Linked DNA regions of Homo sapiens: region 2 is linked to region 1. Evidence: chromatin contacts called from ENCODE Hi-C data. All regions are on one chromosome and are shown on one strand. The core of a region is the stretch at or near the end of the contact, and the rest is flanking DNA. Distances in the headings are between cores, read along the strand shown. Region 1 has its middle 91 kb from the start of PARVA. Region 2 overlaps TEAD1 (TEA domain transcription factor 1).

What was found. A loop is a pair of places that touch in the nucleus more often than their neighbours do.
Region 2: a loop to region 1 is called in a map of mammary epithelial cell, with 4 times the contacts of the local background. The contact joins two enhancer-like sites. A Hi-C loop is called at or near these places in 1 of 168 maps with a recorded cell type or tissue (mammary epithelial cell).

The regions. Positions count from the first base shown.
Region 1 is chr11:12,284,893-12,288,696 of GRCh38, forward strand. It overlaps a transcript of MICAL2 not described here. Among named protein-coding and RNA genes, the nearest start is that of PARVA, 91 kb to the right of the region's middle. Within about 2 kb of position 2,224, at least 23 of the 41 ENCODE cell types and tissues checked have a DNase peak (open chromatin) inside an H3K27ac peak, as active enhancers do; they include mammary epithelial cell, where a contact is called at or near this core.
Region 2 is chr11:12,768,385-12,772,188 of GRCh38, forward strand. All of the region lies in intron 3 of TEAD1 (TEA domain transcription factor 1), which reads left to right. Among named protein-coding and RNA genes, the nearest start is that of TEAD1, 96 kb to the left of the region's middle. RefSeq lists a silencer at 3,418-3,712. Within about 2 kb of position 1,612, at least 7 of the 41 ENCODE cell types and tissues checked have a DNase peak (open chromatin) inside an H3K27ac peak, as active enhancers do; they include mammary epithelial cell, where a contact is called at or near this core.

The DNA.
Region 1 (3,804 bases), core at 974-3,473:
TCCAAATGTAACCACCCGAAGGGTTCTCCTTGCCTGCTGCCTAGACTGAGCTGATTTCTCAAGACAGGGGAATTGCGATAGAAAAAGAGTTTAATTTACACAGAGCTGGCTGTACAGGAGACCAGAATTTTATTATTACTTAAATCAGTCTCCCTGAAAACTCGGGGATCAGGATTTTTAAAGATAATTTGTTGAGAAGGGGTTCGGAAAATGGGGAGTGCTGATTGGTCAGGTCAGAGATGAACTCATAGGGAGTCAAAGCTGTCCTCTTGCACTGAGTCAGTTCCTGAGTGGGGGCTAAAAGACCAGATGAGCCAGTTTATCAATCTAGGTGGTGCCAGTTGAACCTCTGAGCGCAGAGTCTGCAAAATATCCCAAGCACTGATCTTAGGCTTTACAATAGTGATGTTAGCCTCAAGATGCAATTTGGGAAGGTTCGGAATCTTGCAACTTCCAGCTGCATGACTCTTAAACCACAATTTCTAATCTTGCGGCTAATTTGTTAGTCCTGCAAAGGCAGTCTTGTCCCCAGGCAGGAAGGGGGTTTGTCTGGGGAAAGGGCTGTTATCGTCTTTGTTTCCAAACTAAACTATAAACTAAGTTCCTCCCAAAGTTAGTTCAGCCTACGCCCAGGAATGAACAAAGACAGGGTGGAGGTTAGAAGCAAGAGGGATTGGTTAAGTCAGATCTCTGTCACTGTCATAATTTTCTCAGTTATAATTTTTGCAAAGGCATTTTCACAAATGGAGTAAGGGAAAGAGAGGAGCTGAAGGAGCTGGTCTTGAGGAAGGAAAGCCCCCAGGTAGTAATTGTCACCTGTGCTCCACAGCCTGGCTGCTAAGAAAGAGTTCCACTGTGAGACCTGGCAGGGAGTGGAATATCTAGGACTGTTTCTAGACAGAAAGAAAGACAGAGGGCTGGGCTAGCTGGGCCTTGGATTTAGGGTCCTGGATTCAGACCCTCCCTGCGTCCATCTCCCACACCCACATCATGCCCTTGGGCTTCCTTTCCGTTCATGCTTCCTGGCCCTGCCTGTGTGCACATTCAGATGTTCACCGTCCCCATCCTTTCTCTCCAGCAGTGATGGAGGCGCAGGGGCCTGAAGCCTGGGAATGCATCTGCAGGCCTTGCCTGGGAACAGGGAACACGTGGACCCCACTGCCCACTCTCACACCCTAAGTGACCAAGACCTGTTTTTCTTCTGCATGTGATGTTCATTTTGCTCAGCTAATCCTCAAGGCCCAGCTGGCAGAGGGGTCTTCCACAGGAAGTACAGTGTCCCGCAAATATGTTTCCCTTGGAACCAGGCCAAGGGAGGGCCACAGCAATGATGGTCCACAGCCTCAATTAAACCTGGTTTCCAAAGGGTTTGGGGGGCTCTGTGGGGAAAGGGGAGGCAGAGAGTAGAACTTCCTGCAGCTTCCTGGCTTCAATCAGAGCAGCTCCAGTTTTTAATGTATTACATATATGGAACATTGATGGCCCGTGATGACCTTAGCTTTAAATAACTGTTCTGACATGAATGAATATGTGCATGTACGTATGTACACATGCATGTATAAATATGTCTACACATATGCATATACGCATAGATGCATGTAGATGCTCACTGATGATCTTAGTAATGATGGTTCATAATTTGAGGCATTCTCTGAGGGTGGTACCTGTCCCATAGCAGGGTCTCAAATATTTGATGCCAGGTGTGGTGGCTCATGCCTGTAACCCCAGCACTTTGGGAGGCCGAGGTGGGAGGATCACTTGAGCCCAGGAGTTTGAGACCAACCTGGGCAACACAGTGGGACCCTGTCTCTATAAAAAATAAAAATTAAAAAATTATCTGCGTGTCGTGGTGCATGCCTATAGTCCCAGCTACTCGGGAGCCTGAGGTGGGAGTATCATTTGAGCCCGAGAGGTCGAGGGGGCAGTGAGCCATGACCCCACCACTGCACTCCAGCCTGGTGACAAGCAAACAAAAACACAAAAATATTTGATGTGTGAACAAATGAAAAGTTTGGTAGAGTGTGTTGTGGGGACAGCAGTATGGTGTGAGGGAAGGAGAGAGTTCAGTCTATTATAATCATTAGTCTATTGACTTGTGGTAATTGAGCTATAGGAGATAAATTCCTACTTACTCTACACATTTAATGGACTCTTCCTCCCACCCCATCTTCCCTGTCCCTTTCTTTTTCCACAGCAGCTCTGCAACGGGCCAATAGCTTCCAGTCTCCAACCCCAAGCAAATACCAGAACTGGAGGAGAGAATTCTGGTGGAGTGAGTCACTAGCTCTCTGGGGGTGGGAGGCTGGGGCTGGGCAGAAGATCTCTGGTTAATTCTCAGGGGCAGCCGTTCTCATTCCTTACATGGTATCTCTCTGGCATGGCCTCCTGGTTGTCAGAGGCAAGAAATAAAATATAAGCTTGACTTTATTTCCACTGCTGACTAGAGGGAGCCTTTTCCAAGGGACTCAAGATCTTCCCATCCCCCTCCACCCCACCCCTGGCTCAGGAATTATGGAGCCTTAGGATTCTACAGTTTCACCCAGACAGGGCCTTAGCCATCATTGCCTCTAAGCTTTTTGAAATACAGATGAGTAAACTGAGGTTCAGGAACTCTATGATTTGATTCTGTACACTGGAGTGAGACTGGGCCATCAGATTAACGGCCTCACACAAAACAGGATGCTACACACAGACACCCACACATCCACACACACACACATGCACACGCACACACACTCACACCCCTACACATACACACACATACACACCTGCTCCTTTTTCTGAGTCACCCTTGGTCCCAGTGTCCTGGGGAAGAGCAGGGCTGTGGCAGGTGCTGAGGCGGCAGGCCCTGCCAGGGGGCGCAGTGAACACGCACAGTCTCACAGCATCTAGGCAGGCCGGGGATCCAGGGACTGCAGCACTCACTGAGCAGAGTTACCTCCTCAGGCCCTGAGCGAGGGGCAGAGACTCTTCATCCAGTTCCAGGCTCATCGCTGCCTTCCACCTCCCCCCACACCCACTCCCTCTCCAGCCTCACCCTAGGAGAGGAGGACCCAGAAAGGCCTTGGCTTAGACAGGGGTTTCTACCAAGAAACGTTGTTGCAGTTGGAACTGAGCCCTGGTCTTCCTTCCTTCTGAGTCAAGGCTCCCAGCCAGTGAGTCATTCCCCCACCATCCCCAGACGCACCACCGTCACACCAGGTCAGGCTGGGACAGGGGCACCTTGGGAGCAGGACCCAGGGCTGCACTCTTGGGCAGGCCACTTCATCTGAGGACAGCCTAGAGTCACTCCTGAATCCTCTGACAGCCCCCAGCGGCGACAGCAGAGGGCAGAGGAGCTAGCATTGCCACACATGGGTCATCGCCTTTACTGCCCTGCTCTGGCCCTCCCCAAGTCCCTGGAAGCCTGCTGCCCAGGCCCGGACTATATGAGTGTAGGGTCCATCCCAAGGCTTCCAGCCCACTCTACTGTGTGCCACCAGTGTGGGGGATCAGTCCCTCCTCAGGAAGCTCCCAGCCTGGGGTGAGAGCAGGGAGGCTGGTGGGAGACCCTCCCAATAGGGCTGGGTCGCTGGGGGAGGTGCAGGAGCAAGAGGACTGCTGAGCAGCCCCATGGTGTCTGGGATGGGCCTGGGAAACTCAGCCTTTAGTTATCAAGGAGTATTGCACAGCGTTTCTCGAGAGTATACAAAAGCTGCTTTGAGGGCAGGGCTTGAGTTTTGATCATTTCAATCAGCCTAGTGTCTAGCATGGTCTGGCCCGGAGGAGGAACCCAATCCTTGTTTGCTGAATCAATGAATGAAG
Region 2 (3,804 bases), core at 362-2,861, 480 kb after region 1:
GTAAGTGCTTATGAACTGAAAACAAAGAAGTGCTCTCTGCCAAGCACTATGCTAAAGGCTCCACATACAATTCTGTCTAATGCTCTTAACAATGCTTTGAAGCTGGTATTATCATCCTCACTGTATAGACAGGAAGCTGAGTCTGAGAGGGGTAAAATGGCTTGCACATGGCCAATATAAATGGTATAGCTAGCAGGTTTCAAATTCAGGGCTGTCTGACTCTACATCTTGGACTTTTCTACTGAGCTTTTGTTCCTTCCTTGGTAGAGACCGTTATACATAAATCCAGTGAATCAGTATTGAGCCCCAGCGCAGCTGTATTCCAGCCCTGTGCTAGGGGTTGTCAGGGATACTGTAGTGAACCAGACAGACATGGTCCCTGCCCTCATGGAGCTATCTCAAGTTCATTTGCAGGAAACTGACCTGAGGTCAGGACTGTGTGCCAAAGCTTTCTGAGAAGTTTGAGAGCCCTTTGAAGATGGTCACCTTCCACTTAGCCTTTTGAAGCCTATTCTTGGCTACCAAGGTCGAGGGCACCTGGCCTGTTGCTGGCAGGAAGAAATCATCTCAAATAACATAGCGGAGAGGATCCCAGATCACAAGCCTGGCCTCGGTAGTGGCCAGGAGGATGTCTGGAAGATTCTAGTGCCCTAGGATCCTATAAGCAGTCTGGGCAGAGCTGTTGCTTCCAGACATCTTCCTGGCCACTATTGACTTTCTCCTTTTGCAAGCAGATGTCTTCAGGATCCTTGCTTAGGTCAGCTCCAAGGAAGGACCCTTTCTTACTGGGATACCAGGACTACTGGTCAGCCCCAGAGACCTGAATTGTGAGGACCAGCGAAGATGAGGGGGAGGGTGTCTCTAGTCAGTCCTCCCCCGCTGCTGACCTGTGCCCTGCCCACCAGGACAGCATAGGACTTAGGATTGCATCTTTCTTTACTTCATAGGAGCAGAAGTCAGAAGAGGAAAGAGGGCTTTTTAAATGAGGTAGTGGCAGAACTGACAAGGGGGTATCAGAATGAGAGTGCACACAAGTAAGTGGGAGTATGTATTGATTAGTCAGTACAGCAAAGAGACTGAAACCTGTGGTCGCTACACTCCTCTGGATGCAGAGGACTGGTCAAAAAATTGCAGAATCATCCTTTTATAAGATAGTATGTTCTCATAACAGCTCTTTGAGGATCAGGGAGGTAGGCTTTGTCAGTGGAGGCCCCAGAGCCCTGGTGTGGAAATGGCCATAGACTCCCAGCCCTGGAGGGTCTCCAGGCCTTGGCAAAGTGTTCTTCTCGGAGCTCCATATGAACATCATGTGGCATCTTTGATTTCCTCTTTCGGACCTCTGATTCAGGGTGTTATTTCAAGTTAATTGGTTAGAAGCGTGAAACAAACAGCTATGTGGTAGAACAGGCTAGAAGCTCCCAAAGCCGGGACCCCACCGATCACAGGATGTATTTCAAGGCCTGGAATATAGAAGGTGTCAGTAATGTTTGCTGAATAAATGCTTATGGGAGATGAATTATGGTTCAAACAGAGAACGTAGGTGATTAAGCCTGTAAGCCCTGAGGGCCTCTCCTGTGGGAGGAAGTGGCTAGAAAAAAAGAAGGAAAAAAAGAGGAAGATGTTTATTTAATGATCTTAGATTGAGAAAGAAGAAGCCCTATTTTTTATGTTGGCAAATGTTAGTTGAAGAGATAGAAAAGATTTCTGCACAAAATATGGACAATAGCAGAGCAAGGGTTAATTCTGGAATGCTCAGAACAGATGAGTAATGGGGAATTTTTGAAATAGTTTGGTTCCTGTGAGAATAGCAGGGCCAGCGTCATCAGCATTTTGATTGGGAAGCTTAATGTGTGGGGGGTATGCAAAAGTGTATGCACAAGGTGTGAGCTCATGTGCAATCCGGGTACAAAGTAGCTAATTAAAGATGGCTCAAGAATTGGTCATAAGGGAGGTAGAAGGAAAAGAACATGAAAGTATTACCAAGTTATGCTTTCCAACAGCTTTTCTGTGGCAGTGGATGAGCCCTGGGATTCAGGAAGATGTGGATTCATAAATCATTTATTGAGGGCCTGCACTGTGCTTTGAATGTGATGGGGACAACAGACATAAAATAACTTAAAAAGCTGACCTGTGTGAGCAGTTAACATACCAGGCACTTTCCCATTGCTATAGGATGTGCGATCTTGATTATTCCTCAAAAACAACCCAATAATATAGGTACTGTAATTATGCCCATTTTGCTGCTGAGGAAAGTGAGGTCCAGCAAGGTCAAGTTATTTGCTTGAGGTCACATAGTAAATAAGCTGTGGAGCTGACATTTACAACCAAGCCAGTCAATACAAATGACTCCAATATTGATATGGAAGGAAGTATATTCTGTACTAGAGATATACCTGGTTTAGTAGTGGAGCAGCACAAAGTGTGATCATTTATGATTGGGGAATTGACTTGTATATGTTTGAGAATGAAAGAGAGCATGAGACAGACAGACTTAGCTAACTTTGAACTTTGGGAAAAAGATCATGTAGCGGTTTTTAAACTTATTTTGGATTATAGATTATTTTGGATTTCCACCCCTTGGAGAATCTGTGGAAAGCTATGGACCCTTTCCCCCAGAAAAATCACATATTTGTATGTAGTTTTAGGACTGTTGCATGTAACTTCAGGCAAGTTCTGGAGCACAGGTTCAGACTTGCCCCATTGGGGAAAAGGAGAAGGGAAGGGCATTCTGGCTGAAGGAACATGTGATAAAGGCATGGAGGCCTGGAAGGGCACAGCCCTGATGTGCTTAGAAATGAAAATATCTCCTGGGGGAGGGGTACAGGAGCCAGCATTGTGTCGTTGCGGGTCCGAGTGCCATGCCAAGGTGCCTGGCACTCATCCTGGGGGCAGACGGAAGCCATTACATTTTTTTCAGGAGAGATGACATGTCTCAGCCTGTGTTTGACAAAACTAGATCTGAAGGCGTGAAGACAAGTTAGATGGCTGTTACAGTAGTCCGGTAGGAGAGCCTGAGGCCTGCACTAGGATGCAGGCGGTGCTGGTAGGAGGAGGGAGTTTCAGAGATAAAACCAACAGAATTGGCTGATGGGATGAGATTTGTGAAAAAGAAGGAGTTTGATTTCAGGTTCCACTTCTGGCTCATTGGGAGGATGGTGGTACTGTTAAGCGAGATGGGGAGTGGAGGCAGGAGAAGCAGGTTTGTAGAGAAGAGAGGAATGAGGAGTTAAGTTTTGTCATATGCTTGATGTACTGGATGACCATCCAGATGGAGATGACCTGTAAGGAGTTGGAAATTCCTGCCTAGAGCTCAGTCAGATTGAAGTTGCAGGGGTAGTTTGGAGCCTCATCATCAGAGAAGTGATCTGATAATGGCCTGTGATGCCCAGGCTCACAATTTATCAAGGGCAAAACTGGCATGGATATTAAATGGAATGTCTGTAGCACTGGGAGAGTAAAGTGATTGCCTTTTTCAGAAAAGGGAAGACAGATTAGTGGTTCCCAAGGCTCACTATCAACAGAAACACTCAAAGAGCTTAAAAGACAAAACAACTACTGACTAAGAATATCTGGGAGTATGGCCTGGGAAACTGTATTTCTAAATGCTCCCTGAGTCATTTGGGTGATCAGCCAGGTTTGAGAGCTGCTGGGCTAGCTGCAGTCTGGGTCCAAGAAGACAGGACCACATTTTTAGAGTGATAAACAAGTGAGCAGAGAATGAGGCTAACATTTGAAGCAGTCTTTATGAGGTTTTGGTGCAGGAAATGAATGACGCTAGTTTCATTCTTCAGTTTATGTTCACTT